2 separate regions of the Homo sapiens genome follow, and region 1 is linked to region 2. The links are chromatin contacts, found by Hi-C or POLR2A ChIA-PET in ENCODE. All regions are on one chromosome and are shown on one strand. The core of a region is the stretch at or near the end of the contact, and the rest is flanking DNA. Distances in the headings are between cores, read along the strand shown.

Region 1 (7,279 bases), core at 1,082-3,581, 210 kb after region 2:
AAAATTTGCCAGGTGATCCTGGAGCGTGACAGCTTGTCTTGTGGAGTTTGCCAGGGCGCCATGGTGCTCCTGGGTATACTCTGGGTGCATACGTGAATCCACAGTGAGCCACATGCAAATCAGGACAATTGGACCAGGGTCAGTCTTCAGCCCTGATGGGGACTGAGAGAACAGGGAGGGGAATGACAGCAGCTAACGCTTATCTAGTGCTTCCTGTGGGCTGGACGAGATCCTGAGCACTTTGCGTGTATTAACATTTAACTCGGATAATGACCCAACAAGGGAAGTACTAATATGATCTCCATTTAAGAGACAGGGAAGGCGAGGCGCAGAAAGGTTAAGTAACTTGCCCAAGGTCACACAGCTAGAAAATTGCCCGCCTAGGGCAATTTCACCCCAGCTCCGTGGCAGTGAAAAGATTGCAGTCGTGATAGTCAGGATGACATCACTCCCTATCCTTGCCTGATGAGTCCCCGTGGGGGATCTTGGAAGGCTTCTTACAGGAAGTGGAGACAGACTCCAAGGTGAGGTTTTCCTTGAAGGAAGCGTGGGATTCTAACTGGCAACTGGGGCAGAAACAGCATTCAGTGTGGCAGGATGGGCGGGTGCGGAGGCTGGGAGGAGGGAAAGGGGCTGCTGGTGAGAAAACTGTGGAGCCAGAACTTGGTGTGGGTGAAAACCCAGGCATACAGTCAGTGCTCAATAAATGGCAGCTTGGACATTAATTGGAGGCCAGGAGGCAGTATCTTGGCTGCTGCTTCCTGGCTGGGGTCCAGCATCCAGCATCCTCAGTGATTCCTGGGAGCCACGGCCCAGCTCCAGGGCAGGGTCCTGATTGGTCCAAGGTGATCACGCCCCTAACCAGAGATTGGGCTAGTCATGGTCATGTGACACAGTTTGACCAACTGCTGGCAAGAATCTAGGAATGCTTTTTCTCACCCTCAAAAAGCCGCTCTCTATCCAAGAAGGCCCTTGTGTGAGTTAGCTATTGCTGCATAACAAAATGCCCCCACACTTAGCCTCTGGGAACAGTGATGTATTTTCTCAGCTTCTGTGGGTCTGGAATCTCGGGGGCACTTACTGGGAGGTTCTGGCGCAGGGTCTCCCTTGAGGTCTCCAGCAGTGGAAAGGTCAGCTCTGGTTGCCGTCATCTGAAGGCTCCTGTTCAGGCTTTCTCCCTCCATCTGAAAGGCTTCCGAGGTCGGCTTGCCCAGTCCCAGCCTGCTGGGCACAGAACCTTGGCTTTTTCCTGATACAAGAGTTCCAGCTCAAACATCACCTCCTCTGAGAAGCTTTCCAAGATCACCTTATAAAAAGTGGCCCCTCCCTGTCCTGCCAGTGAGTCTGCATCCTGTCCCCACATGCCTTACTGCCTCCGGGCCTGAGGTTCTCTCTCTACTGTTTGCCATTTTTCCCCCTCCTTTTATAATTTACGTCTCTGTTGGTCTCCCTACCCCCTCACTAAAATGTACATTCCTGACAGTCCAGACCGTTGCCTGTTTTGTCGTCTGCTAGATTTCCCAGAGTTTAGCATAGTGCCTATAAGTAGTAGGTGCTCAATTAAAGATACGTCTATATTGAATGAATGCATGAATGAATAATTGAATGAGTGGATATTCAGCAGCTGTAGAAGTGGTCTAGGACATCAGGCAACACCAAAGAACCAAGGAAGAGGTTAATAACTCTCTGACACTGTGTGTGTCTGTGTGTGTGTGTGTGTGTTTGTGTGTGTATCTTTCTCTCTCCTGTCTCTTCCTCTCTCTACCCCCCATCTCTCTATCTCTCCTGTTTCTTTCTGTCTCTCCCCGACACCCCCTGCCATCAGGCTTCCTGCCGCAACACACACACCCTCTTCCTCCAGCTGCCTGCATCCAGGTCCCCTCCCTAAGTTTCACTTTCAAAGCCCCCAGATTCAACCTTCTCTGCTTTGCTTCCAAACTGGCTTCTCCAGCCTCAACCCCACCTCCATCCTGTGCCTGCCAGCTCTGGGAGGTCACCTACAGAACAAAAATGACACGGGATTGGGAGTCAGGCAGATCTGGCCTGTGTTGAGGCCTTCCCAGCCATATGACCTCAGGGAAGTCACCTCCTGTTCTGAGCCCCAGTTTCCTCATCTGTACAATGGCGCAGTGAGACCACTCAAAGTAAAGAGCGCATCGCCTCCCTGAACATGGGGTTACTTTAGGGATAGAGGGACAACGAGGTTGCCCGTGACAATCCCCCCACCTCCCATCCCCCGGAAGCCCACAGTGACTTCAGTTCTCTCAAGTTTGCCCGGGCAGCCGCCCCTCCTCTGCAGCTGCTCCCCAGAGAGTGTGAATGCTTAAACGGCCAATATTTTCCCCGGCTCAGCACAAAGCACCGTCATTGCAGGGCAGCCAGGAAGGGCTGTTAGCTTGATTGGGTTCTTTTTCATCTCCACATCAGCTGTTAAGCGGCTCAGCTCATGCAGGGGAAACTGCTTCTCGACTGCCCAGTGCTGGCGTGGGGCTTGGAGGAGTTGTTAAGAAACAGCAAGAATGTGGCCCCATTGCACACCCTCCAGAGGCCAGACTCTTGAAGCACCCCCTCTCCCAGCTCAAAGCCAGCAATAGCTCTGTATTTCCACCCCAGGCATCGATCCAGAGCCCCCTCCTCCTCCCCCTATGTGCTGATGGGTTCCCCCAACAGGACCCCCCCCCCCATTTCCTCCCAGATCTCTCCTTTCTATTTGAGGAAGAGAATTTTTTTTCCAAAGTCCTCCTGATGTGCTGGAGGTAGGGGAACAGTTACTTTCAAACACACTGGTAACTGCGTCTGCTTCCTAAGGGAAGTGACATAACTCATTCCAATGGGAACATGAATTCCTACATCATCCCCCTCTAATAACAACAAATATAACAAGACAGGTATGGTGCTGAGTGTTTTCCACAAATGCACTCAAGTAAGCCTCAGGGCAACCCTAAGAAAAAGGTATTAGCTGCATTCCCATTTTATAGACCAGGTTACAGAGGCACAGAGAGGGTAAGTAACGTGCTTGAGGTCACACAGCCAATGAAGGGAGGGGCTGCCGTTGGAACTCAGACCTTCTGGCTCCCTGAGCCTGCTCACAAAGGGGAAGGGAAAGGTGGACAAGGCCCGAAGCCAGTTCCTCTGTGAGGCCAGGGCATGCCGAAGGAATAGGGGCCATCTCCTCAGCAGGACACCATAATGAGGCTTTGGAGATGTGAGGGGAGCCCAAGCTTGGGAGGGGCCTGGATAGGAAAGTCTGGGAGCTAGAGTTTCCTGGAGAGGCTGAGAGGAAGAGACTGGAAAACAGGGAAGTTGGAGAATCTCAAAAAAAAAAAAAAAAAAAGTGGAGCAGCGTGGTGCTGTGAAACCACTCCATTCTCCCCAAATTTTAACAAAGTTTGATGCACCCAGAAATAATCCAGGCTAGGGGTAGGGGATGGGAAAGAGGAATCACAGAGAGGTGGGTAGCCAGAGATAAAAACCCAACTTTTAGAATTTTATCATTTTGGGCCGGGCATGGTGGCTCACACCTGTAATCCCAGCACTTTGGGAGGCCAGGCAGGTGGATCACCTGAGGTCAGGAGTTCGAGACCAGCCTGGCCAGCATGGTGAAACTGCGTCTCTACTAAAAATACAAAAATTAGCTGGGCATGGCGGCACACAGCTGTAATTCCAGCTACTTGGGAGGCTGAGGCATGAGGATCGCTTGAACCCGGGAGGAGGCAGAGGCTGCAGTGAGCTGAGATCACACCATTGCACTCCAGCCTGGGTGGCAGAGCAAGACTCCATCTCAAAAAAAAAAAAAAAAAAAAAAAAGAATTTTATCATTTTGTGTAACTAAAAAGTCTAGGGGGTACTTCAGGCATGGCTTGATTCGGGGGCTCAACAAACACCATCAGTCCTTCTGTATCTTGGTGCTGCTTTCCTCTAGACTGGGTTGTCTCTCAGGCAGGTCTGGGCACATCCCACCAGCATAGCAACTCTGCAAAGAGAGACCTTCTTTCCCAAGTGGTTCCAGCAAAAGTCTCAGGGAAGGTTCTTATTGGCCTGACCTGGTCACAGGGACTATCCCTGAACCAATTGCCATGGTAATGGGGCAGAGTCTGCCCCACCCAAACTACATGGGTGAAGAGAAGGAAAGGATTCTTCCCCAAAGGAACATGCAAGGGGACTTTCCTCCTAGAAGGAAACAGTCTGGACAGGGAGGGCCGCAGATGTCTGCTGCAGGGCTGAGTTCCCTGTCTGGGGCCATGAGGTGAGGAGAAGGGAGGAAAGCATAGTCGTAGCACAGACTCCACCAGTGAGGCTGGGAAGTTCCGAGCCAGAGCTCAACAACCAGATGCACTGCCCTGGCTGTCCACACTCACCTGTAACTACACAGAAATCCTGCCAGGGGCACTTGGCTGTCTGCAGAATGGGCGAGAAGAGAGATGCCTAGAAAATAGAGGACAGAGAGGTTGAACAGTAACCTGCCTCAACTTCTCTTTCTGTAAGATGGGTTCAAAAACAGCACCGAGCTCACAGGGCTGTGAAGAGGAAAGGGGTTGATAGCTATGAAGTGCTCAGGACGGTGGCATAGGAAACACGCAATGGACATCTAATTCTTTGCCAACGTGGCCACACAGAACTGCCGTGATCCCACTGCCGCACCTGGGCCTAGGCCTTTTCCTCTGCCACCTTCTCAATCACATCTGGTCCTCCTCCGTGAAGCCTTCCTGGAATTCCCAGTGCGCTCTGGCCAGACCCCTGGAGCCCCACAGCCCTGGGTGTGAGCCCTGGCTCTGCTCCTCCACCCTGAGAAGGTGCCTTCACCTCTGTGAGCCAGCTTTCTCTTCTGGAAAATGTGGATAATTAAAAGCACCTAGGAGGGTACTAGTGCACTCCGAGCAACACCGAGAGGCTGTGGTTTCTCTGGAGCTGGGGTCCCCTTCCTGGCATCTCTCAGTGCCTTGGGGAAACCCTGTCTATGATGCCGAAAGACTCAGATTGTAGTACTCAAGATTCAGAGTGGGCCCAAGGTCTCCCCCAATAGGCTGTGTGACATTGAGTAAGTCACTTTCCCTCTCTGAGCCTCAGTTTCCCCGTGGTAATCCCTTCCTCACAGAGCAGTTTGGAAGCTGGCAGGAGCCTCTGATGCAGTGCCTGAGACAGGCAGATATTCCATCAATGGGCATTCTCTCTTCCCCTAGCTACCGGCACAAATGACACCTTCTCTGAGCAGTCTTCCCTGATTGCCCAGCTGCAGTGAACCCTTGGCATGGTCTCTTGCCTGCACGGTGAACTCCTTGGAAGTTCAGATCAGGCTGCTAGTGCCTTTAGGGTCTCCAGGACCTGGTGCATGTCCCTGTTAATAGTATTCTGGAGATTTTGAGATTGATGACAATGATAATGACAATTTTTAAAATGTCATTTGAGACCTCCTGGGTCTCCTTAATCTTTCTCCTGCTTTAATTTTAGTTTAACTTGACTTGAAGTTGTCTTCAGATCCTCTTTTGCAAGGATGCAAGTATAAACAAAGTCATAAATCCTGCATCTGCTCAGAGCCAGCTCTGACAGGCAAGCCTCTGTGTGCCAGTCTGGAGTGGAATCTCGCCTTCAATGATGACCCTTCAGTTCAAGCAGGGTTTCATGGCCTGTGAGGCTGTTGGCAGTGGGACACACAGATGACCACTTCTTGTCATAGTTGTGTGTTTATTTTAACTAGAAATTGCATTTGGCTGCATATATCAGAAAACCCAAATAACAGTGGCTTACCCAAATAAGAGGTTTCTGTTTCCCTCTTAACAAGACATCTGGAGGTGGCCTGTTCAAGGCTGGGAAGGTAGCCCCATCACTCCATGAATACCCAGGCCCTTTTCTACCCCTTTAATCCTCATAGTCACCTATGGTCACAAAGTGGCTGCTGTACCTCCAGCATTGCATCTAGATTCCAGGCAGGAAGAGAAAAAAGAGAATAGGGCAAAAGACCTGCACTAGCTTCCTGCACTGCCACCCACCCACTTTCACCTTTTAAAGAGCTTTTATGGAAGCCCCACCCAAGGACATCCACTTACATCTTATTGGCCAGAGCTGTGTCGTGGAGCAACCCCTACTTGCAGAGGAAGCTAGAAAAGGTGGGATTCAAACTATCTTGAACAAAATTAGGGTTTTATTAGTGAGGAAGGTGGGGGCAGAGTGGGTGTTGGGAAGGCATCCGGTAGCACGGACCACACATAATCCAAACCTTTGATTTTGCTGGAATTCTTACTTAGACCAGTGGTTCTCACACTTGAGAATGTGTGCAAATCTCTTAGGGGGCTTATGAGAACACAGGGAGCTTCCCCCCGACATCAGAATGCCTGATTCAGTGAGTCCAGGGTGGGCCTGAGTTTACATCTCTAACAAGCTCCCAGGTGATGCTGAGGTTACTGGTGTGGCACCACACTTTGAGAATTGCTGGCTCTCACGGCTCAAGTTGGTACTTGAGTAAAAGCATGTGAGTTGATTTTAGAAGAAGAAAACAGTAGTTTAGATGCATTATCAGTTAGGATCCCACTAGAAAACAGAGGAGGGTATGCTGACACAGGAAATGGAGAAGCGCTAACTAATCAATTATCTGCAAAGGTGTGAGCAGGGGGTAGAGAAGCCCTTCCCCTCCAGTAGCAACAGTGAGGAGCTATCACCACACCTGAAGGTAAGTTACCAGAACCTGAAGAGGGTGGCTGTAAGAGAGGACCACCCCATAGGAGCCCTATCCTTTGTTGGAGGGATGCAGCCAACCTGGGACATTGCAGAGAGGAACTGGGGCTGTAAACACCCCCTGGCCTCTTTCTCTACCTGCTTCCAACCTCTAGCTGGACACCCAAGGGCTGGAAGCCAACAGGCCTAGATGAACAGAGTGAAGATTGGGCCTGGAGTGACACACTAAAGATGTCCAGCACAGACAGAAAATATCATGACACCAGGATATCCAGGAGCAACTGTTTGGCAAACAACAATTTAAAGCAGGCAACTCAGCCAGCTCATTCATTCATTCATTCATTCAATTATTCACTGGGGCACCTGCTGTGTACCAGGCACTTACTAGGTGCCAGGGATTAAGAGATGAATTAATCATGACCCCAATCCAGAGAGCTGCCATCTGCTGAGGTCCGAGGCACTCTGGTGGTGGGCAGGTGGGGTCATCTTCCCCAGTCCCTGCCATAGCCCACCCAGCCAGACTCACGGTGCCTGCCACAGATCTCATCTGCTTGTCACTCAAATTCCACTGTGATTTAATCTTTCATTAAAGTTTAACTATGGGGGAAAG
Region 2 (7,377 bases), core at 2,974-5,473:
AGACAAAAGGTGGCAGCAAACATGGCACCCAGAGCCCGGTCGCACTACTGGTGGCAAGAAACATCTCCGCTATCCTATCTCTGCTCTTCCACCTGGACCAAGAAGAGAGATAACAGAGCAAGGACAAGGATGTGGAAGGAAGGGCTATGGGGGCCAGGCCACCCTAAAACTCTGAGAGCAAACTGCTCGTCCAACCTGGGAATAATTCTCCAAAGCAACATTAACAAAAAGAAGATTTCCATCCCCAGGGCTAACAGGCAGCACCAGGAGTAAAAGCAGCGGCTGGCAACCACTAGCAACACTTGGAAAAGTTGCTGAAAACTTACTTCCTTTAAACTCTCCATGGATAAAAGCCGTTGTCTTTAATGGGTTCTTCTTTAAGTTCGGGTTTAGCTTTTATTCGCAGCAAAATTGCACAAGTAAGTCCATCACCTGATGAACAGATAAATAAAACATGGCATATCCATACAAGCAATGTGAAGGGCTGGACATGGAGGCCGAGGCAGGAGGATTGCTTGAGCCCAGGAGTTCAAGACCGCCTGGGCAACATAGCAAGACCCCATCTTTATTAAAAAAAAAAAAAAAAAAGGAATGAAGCACTGACCCAGGCTACACTGTGGATGAACCCCGAGAATATGATGCTGAGTGGAAGTGGACAGACATAAAAGGCTGCAGAGTGTACAATTCCACTTACAAGAAATGTCCAGAATAGGCAAATCCAGAGAGATGGACAGTGATTCGTGGTTGCCAGGAAAAAGGAGGAGGGGGAAGTGGGGGGTGACATGGTTTGGCCGTGTCCCCACCCAAATCTCATCTTGAATTGTAGTTCCCATAATTCCCACATGTCATGGGAGGGGCCAAGTGGAGGTCATTGAATCATGGTGGCGGTTTCCCCCGTCCTGTTCTCATGATGGTGAGTGAGTTCTCATGAGATCTGATGGTTTATAAGGGGCTTTCCCCACTTTTGCTCAGCACTTCTTGCTGCTGCCATGTGAAGAAGGACGTGTTTGCTTCCCCTTCCACCACGACTGTGAGTTTCCTGAGGCCTCTCCAGCCATGCAGAACTGTGAGTCAACTAAACCTTTTTCTATTATAAATTACCCTGTCTCGGGTATGTCTTTATTAGCGGTGTAAGAACAGACTAACACAGGGAGTGACTGATTAATGAGTATGGGGGTCTCCTTTTGGGGTGATGAGAATGATCTAGAACTAGACAGGTGACAGCTGCACAACATTGTAAATGTCCTACAAGCCAACGAGCTCTTCACTTTAATGTGGTTACTTTTTTGTGAACCGACCCTCAACTGAAAAAGAAGAGGCAAACCCGGATTGCCAAGAGCGCTTCCCCTGGTGCTGGGTTTCCCAGGACGGGGGCTGAGGGAGCCTGGCGGTCAGGCCTGCAGGTGCACTCCTGATGACTGTCCACCTTCCCACTCACCCAAAGCTGCAGGGAACAAAACAACAAACTAATACACCCCGCACAAGTTGCCAGGGGGCAGTGGGTACCTCTTACTCATCAGATGCCCCTGGTGTAAAACTTCAAGCTAGCGTGAAAGAGAAAAGTTTATTATGCAAAACTGAAGACAGAGAGGCAGAAAAGCCCCTGGGCTCCCCTGTGCCAGCTCCAGGAAAAAGCAGGGCCCAGCTTCACGCACTCCCAATACACCCCCTACTCCGGCCACAATGACAGGTTCTAGGACAGGCATGGGCCCACTCATGGTGAGGAGGAAAAGCAGTTTGGGGCTAGAAATGCGGAGAGGAGGAGGAAGAGTTCTCTCTTTTTGCTGGCCTTGAACCTGGAGGAAGGCCTGGAGTCACCGGCTTCCTTCCTGCTAACACACCAAGACCCTGTGAAAGATGGCAGAGCCAAGGGATGAAAAGGGACAGGGTCCTGAGGACATCGTGTCACCTAGATCAAGCTGTTACCTGAAGCTAACCAATGCTGGACTTCAGTTATGTGAGCCAGAATTCATGTTTATATTTGATAGGGGCTGTCTGTCCCCCTTAGGGATTTTCAGAGATAGTGCTATTTGTGACAATTCTAAAGTCCCCAAAACAAAGTTCGGTGAATTCCCAAGGAAGTCTCTGATGCCACAAAACTCCGGAGGCTGAAGAGCAGAGAAGCATCAGAAAACAGGAACACGGTGGGGCAGAGGGGGCACACACAGAAAAATCCCATCAAATTCCTGCCTCAGGCGCCCAGCTGAATTCCACACAGCAGATGCAGAAAACCTCTCAACTCGCTCTCCCAGGCATCTTCCCTTGCTCAGACTTTCCAAATCTCTTCACGGCCTGGAGCAATTACTGCGGCCAGGCTGGTCAGGCCCCAGCACCAAGCTCATCACACCTCCACCTTGTGGTCCAAGCAGAGAGGAGAGAGAGACAGACACAGAGACGAAGACAGACAGACAGATCGAGAAACAGAAATGGACATAGATGAAGACAGAAACAGAGACAGAAAGACAGAGACGTGGTGACAGACACACACAAACAGAAAGAGATAGAGATAGAGGGACACAAAGAGAAAGAGATGGAGAGGCAGAGACACAGACAGAGACAGACACAGAGACTAAGAGAGATCCCAGAGGGCGCACCACAGGCAGAGGCATTCCTGACAAGAAGAGGGAAAGCCAGGCAGGCAGAAAGAACCACAGAGCAACGGTAAGGGACGGAGACCCTCTAGAACCCACAGAGCAACGGTAAGGGATGGAGACCCTCCAGAACCCACAGGCCAGAGCGCACGGACGTGCTGGAGAGGCGGGCAGGCAGCAACTCACCCCTCGGGCCTGCTCTCTGCGCAGAGACAAAACGCGCACCTGGGGGACAACTGCCCACTCAGGGGTTGGTCACCCTCCAAGGCTGGGCCCTGAGCTGCCTGCGCACAAACACATGCACACACACGTGCACATGCACACACACGCACACACAAACACACGCACACATGCATATACACACATGCACACTCACGCACATGCACGGACACATGCACACACGTGCGCACACAAACACACATACACACGTGCAACACATGCACACTCACGCACACACACAAACACGCATGGACACACGCACGCACACACAGGTACATGCACGCACACAGGCACATGTGTGCACACACGCATACACACACACACACAAACACGCAGGGACACACACAGGCACATGCGCGCATACACACGCACATGCGCGCACACGCACACACACACCCGCACCCACACACAAACGCGCACACACACGCACGCGCGCGCGCATGCACACACACACCCTGGCCTGCTATCCATCCAGGCCCCACTTCAGGGGAGTTGTTCAAATGGAAACATCTCTCCCAGGAGGCTGAGCTAAAATTCTCTCCTGCCTTCTGTAACAACAAAACAAAACAAAAGAGGAGAAAGCAGATTCCAGTGCTAATGGGGGATGCCAGGCAGAGGGAGGAGGGCACCCCACCAGGGAGACCAGAGGGGAGACCCACAGCAGCAGGTCAACCTGGAGGCAGGCATGGGGTGCACTCCCAGCTGCCTGGGCCTGAATCCCGTTCCCCCACGTCCAGCTCGCTCAGCCTGGGGCCGTCTACAAAAGGGGGTCACAGACCCAGCCTCCTTGGGCTGGGAAGAGATCAGGGAATGACACTGGCTGGGCATGACTTGGCACGTGGCAGGCAGTCGGCGCTCACTTAATGGCACCCGCCATCACTGCAGCATTCTTACCACTGCGTGAATGCCTCCTGCGTGCCAGCCTCCTGATAAAGGAGGTGCCTCACCCTAGGGGTCAACCATTCAATCCAATCCGGCCGCACTGGGCAGAAAAGGGGACCCTGTAGGCCTGAGTGGCCACTTCCCTCCCCGGGGCTGTCTCCCAGTCCCCACCGCCCACCCCTACTCCCGCTGCAGGAGGAGGATGGCCTTTGCCCTGAGGCTGCTAAGGAGCTTAGGGTGCCCCAGGGCTGTGCAGGGAGGGGCCCGTGTCACAGCTGGCCGGGCACCAGGCTACAACAAGGATTAGGATGCCACCTGGCCACAGCCCCACCCTGGCCTGGGCAGTCAGACACAGCTGGGTGGCTGAGTGACCCTGGGGGACTGAAGCCTCTGGGGACACTGCCTGCGATTCCCCCACCAGCCCTGCCATCGGCATCCTCTGTGGAAGCTGGAGAGAGAACAAGCCTCCAGCCTGGTATGTCCTGAGCTTTACTGAAACCACAGCAAACTCCCACAGCAGCAAACCACAGGTGCTTAATCTGTGCACATCCTCACCACCGCCACCGTCTAGGTTCCACTTTCTGTTTCAAAGAGGAGTGAAATCAAAGGGCTGTGGAGGGCACTGGAGGCGTGGCAGGCCCCAGGCTGGACACACACGTGGGAGGTGTCGTTCTCCAGCCAAGAAATGGCCACGGGCCAAGCACCCCCAGGCGCCCTTGTCCGGCTGTGAGTTGTGAGTTCCTGCAAGGGCTGACTGGGCTCACAGGACCCTGGACTCCAGGCGAGTGGGGGAAGGAGGGGGAGCGGATGGGGGTAGGGGGTGGGGGAGCAAGGGAATGGGGGAGGTGAGTGGATGGGGGAGGGGCAAGGCCACTGGTGGGAGATGATGGCAGGCAGAACCCATGGGTGAGGGGCGGCTGGGAGGTGAGGGGGAGGGGCAGGTAATGAAGGCAAGGACAGATGGCCGCAGGCAGATGGGCTGGGTGGCGCTGGGTGGTGGCTGGGAGTGGCTCTGTGGTAGGGAGGTTGCCCCAGGGGATGAGCAGGGAGAGATGGCAGGAGCTGAGGAAGCAGGGGGTGAAGGGGAGTGAGCAGGACAGGGGGGCTGTTTGGGTGGAAAGAAAGAGAGGGAGGAAGAAGGAGGGAGGAAGGTGTAGAAGGAGAGAAGGAAGGGGAGGAAGGGCAGGAAGGATGTGCTGGAAGGGTTGGGCGTCGGGGCAGGGATGCTGGCTGGGGTACCCGAGGGGGCAGTGCCCGAGAGGAACTGGCATCGACACCAGTCCCAAGCCCAGACCCAAGTGCAGGCGGCCCAAGCCCCAGGCCACAGAGACCCCCTTCAAGGCCGGCAGGGCCCCTGTGGCTGAATCTCACACCCCAGGAGGACGTGGTGGGGCTGCAGCCTCAGCCATGAGTGGCCTCGAGAGTCCCCACAGGGCTAGCCACAGGTCTCCCCTGCCATGCAGGCCCTGGAGGGCAGCCAGGGCTGGAAGGAGCGAGGAAAGAGGAATGTGCCTGGGGGAGGGCGCTCCTGCGGAGGGCACAGCCGGTGCAAAGGTCCCCAGGTGGGAATGTGCCTGGCGTGTTTGAGGAACTCCAGGGTGGCCTGGGAGGCTGTACGTGAGCGGTTGAGAGGGCTGCTGCAGGGAGATGAGGTCAGGGAGGTGACGGGGCTGGATCACGCCGGACCTGCAGCCCATGGCAAGGATTTTGGCTTTTTCCTGCTTGAGACAGGAGCCATGGATGGTTTGGAGCACAGGGGGGAACACACAGGGGGATGCAGTCGTCTGCCTTTATAAGAGCCCTCTGGCTGCTGCTTGGAAGATAAACTGAAGGGAGTAGAGGGAGGCAGGAGCAGGGAGACCCAGGAGGAGGCTACTGCAAAGTTACTGGAGAGCAATGACGAGCTCAGGCCGGGGGTTGCCTCAGGTGTGGGCAGAAGGCTGGAATTGAGATATTTTAGGGCAGAGGTGTCAGGATTTGCTGATGGACTGGAAGTACGCAGGAGAGCAGGGAGGTGGCCAGGGTGGAGTCCCTGAGTGCCAACAAGAACACAGCTGCATCCGCCGGGGGAGGTTCCTGAGTGGGCTCTCAGGCGCATGTGGTCTGTTGGCTAGGAGTTCATTAACTGACCTCCACTTTCCTGTGACAACTTGGTGAGGCGGGGACTGCCCCAGTGGCAGGGAGGCCAAGCCAGCCAACGACCACACAGACACCCCAGCCCCTCCCTCCCCTGGCCCCAGAGGCAGCCCTGTGGGTATCTGGCAGGTGTGCAGGTGTCGGGGCCACAGCCACTCAGAGCAGGAGGGGAAGCCCAGCCATCCCAGCCCCAGGACGGCACCCCCACCTCCTGCCAGCCCAAGCCCACCCCAGGGATATCCCAGGTTCCACGCAGGTATCCTCTCTCCCCGAGAGAAGGCCGAGTCTGGCCCAGGTGGCCTGGCCCCGCAGCCAGACCACCACCCATGCCGGCTCACGGGTGCCAAATAGTTCCCACGCATGGGGCCCACAGCCGAGCCCTCTACCCACATGACCAGGTGACACCCTGCCCACAAGGTCCCAGATCAGTGAGGAAGAAATGGGGATCAGAGAGGCACAAAGGCAGCACAGCTGTGGAGGTGGGGGTGGTGGAAATCGCACCTGGGTCACCTGAGGGCAGATGGACGGAGGGCCCTGGGATAAGTGAGTGTGCCCAGGTGAGGCCTGGGCCCACCTGCAATGCCAGGCAGCCCCCCATGGAGATGCAGACGAGCCTGAAGTTGTCTGGCTCCCCTGCCCAAAGTGCATCCGTGGTCCCTCAGGCCTGGGTGGCTGCAGACTCAACCCACGCTAGCCCAGTGCCACACGGTGGCCCAAGGAGCAGCCAGACTGGGCAGTAGAAGGCGGCTTTGTCATTCTAGGGGTCCAGGCCATGTCCTAACCAAGCACCGCCCCTTTAGTGCTGAGCCAACTCTGTCTCATCTCACTTTGCGGGACTCTGGAGTCTCCCCTCCCTGACCCTTAAGAATCCAGAAGCCTCAGGTGCCTGGCAGAGCCCTGAGCTGTCCACCTCGCGGGCCGGGGTTCAAGGCCCAGGGGGCTGCCTGCTGTGCAGGGCTCGAGGCAGGGGTCACTGAGCCCCCTGTTCCAAGCAAGCATGGAACCAAACAACCCACCCTCGAGGAAGCTCTCAGAATGTGCTGAAAGCTGCCCACCGACCACAGGACGGTCCTGACCCCCATCGAATGGCAGCTCTCTGCTCCACGGCACCCCAGGCCCTCCCATCCCAGCTCTCCCCTCCCTCACGCCAGCTACCCCGTGACCACAAGCCTATTCCTGCCCCAGGGCCTTTGCACTTGCTGCTCTGCCCACCTGGAACACCTTCCCCACTTCTTCCCACACTCTGGCACCTCCAGAGACCCAGCGCCTGCCCTCTTCCTGCCACCCAGCTCTGTGCACCCGGTGCTTGGCCCACCTCCAAGCCTTTGCCCGAGCTGCCCCCTCCCTGCACCCCTACCCACCACCTCCCACCCAGCCCAACCAGCAGCAGAACCTCAAGCGGGAGAGGAGCTCCCAGCTGGGGGCCCAGGCTTACCTTGGTGAGGTCTTCAGATCCCGCAGGCTGGCCCGTGGCCAGCAGGGGTGACGGTCGCAGCAGGGGGTCAGGCAGCAGCTCTAGCCGAGGGCGCTTGCTTTCAATGAACTCCAT

Evidence for each region. A loop is a pair of places that touch in the nucleus more often than their neighbours do. ChIA-PET counts read pairs that join two places held with the same protein, here RNA polymerase II (POLR2A). Pooled maps may share reads with other maps.
Region 1: a map with no recorded cell type shows a loop between it and region 2 (2.2-fold over the local background). The contact joins two enhancer-like sites. A Hi-C loop is called at or near these places in 1 of 168 maps with a recorded cell type or tissue (endothelial cell of hepatic sinusoid), 4 of 37 single-sample maps with no recorded cell type and 4 of 50 pooled maps. POLR2A ChIA-PET finds 5 or more read pairs at or near these places in 2 of 52 experiments (Caco-2 and activated CD4-positive, alpha-beta T cell).

Annotation. Positions count from the first base shown.
Region 1 is chr12:124,685,745-124,693,023 of GRCh38, forward strand. No RefSeq gene overlaps it. Among named protein-coding and RNA genes, the nearest start is that of NCOR2, 120 kb to the left of the region's middle. RefSeq lists enhancers at 1-151, 2,191-2,912. Within about 2 kb of position 2,332, at least 12 of the 41 ENCODE cell types and tissues checked have a DNase peak (open chromatin) inside an H3K27ac peak, as active enhancers do.
Region 2 is chr12:124,476,333-124,483,709 of GRCh38, forward strand. NCOR2 (nuclear receptor corepressor 2) reads right to left here. Exons shown (of 49, transcript NM_006312.6): 5 at 7,264-7,377. Among named protein-coding and RNA genes, the nearest start is that of NCOR2, 88 kb to the right of the region's middle. RefSeq lists enhancers at 2,520-3,029, 3,539-4,048, 4,049-4,556, 5,638-5,827, 5,838-5,927. Within about 2 kb of position 4,224, at least 16 of the 41 ENCODE cell types and tissues checked have a DNase peak (open chromatin) inside an H3K27ac peak, as active enhancers do.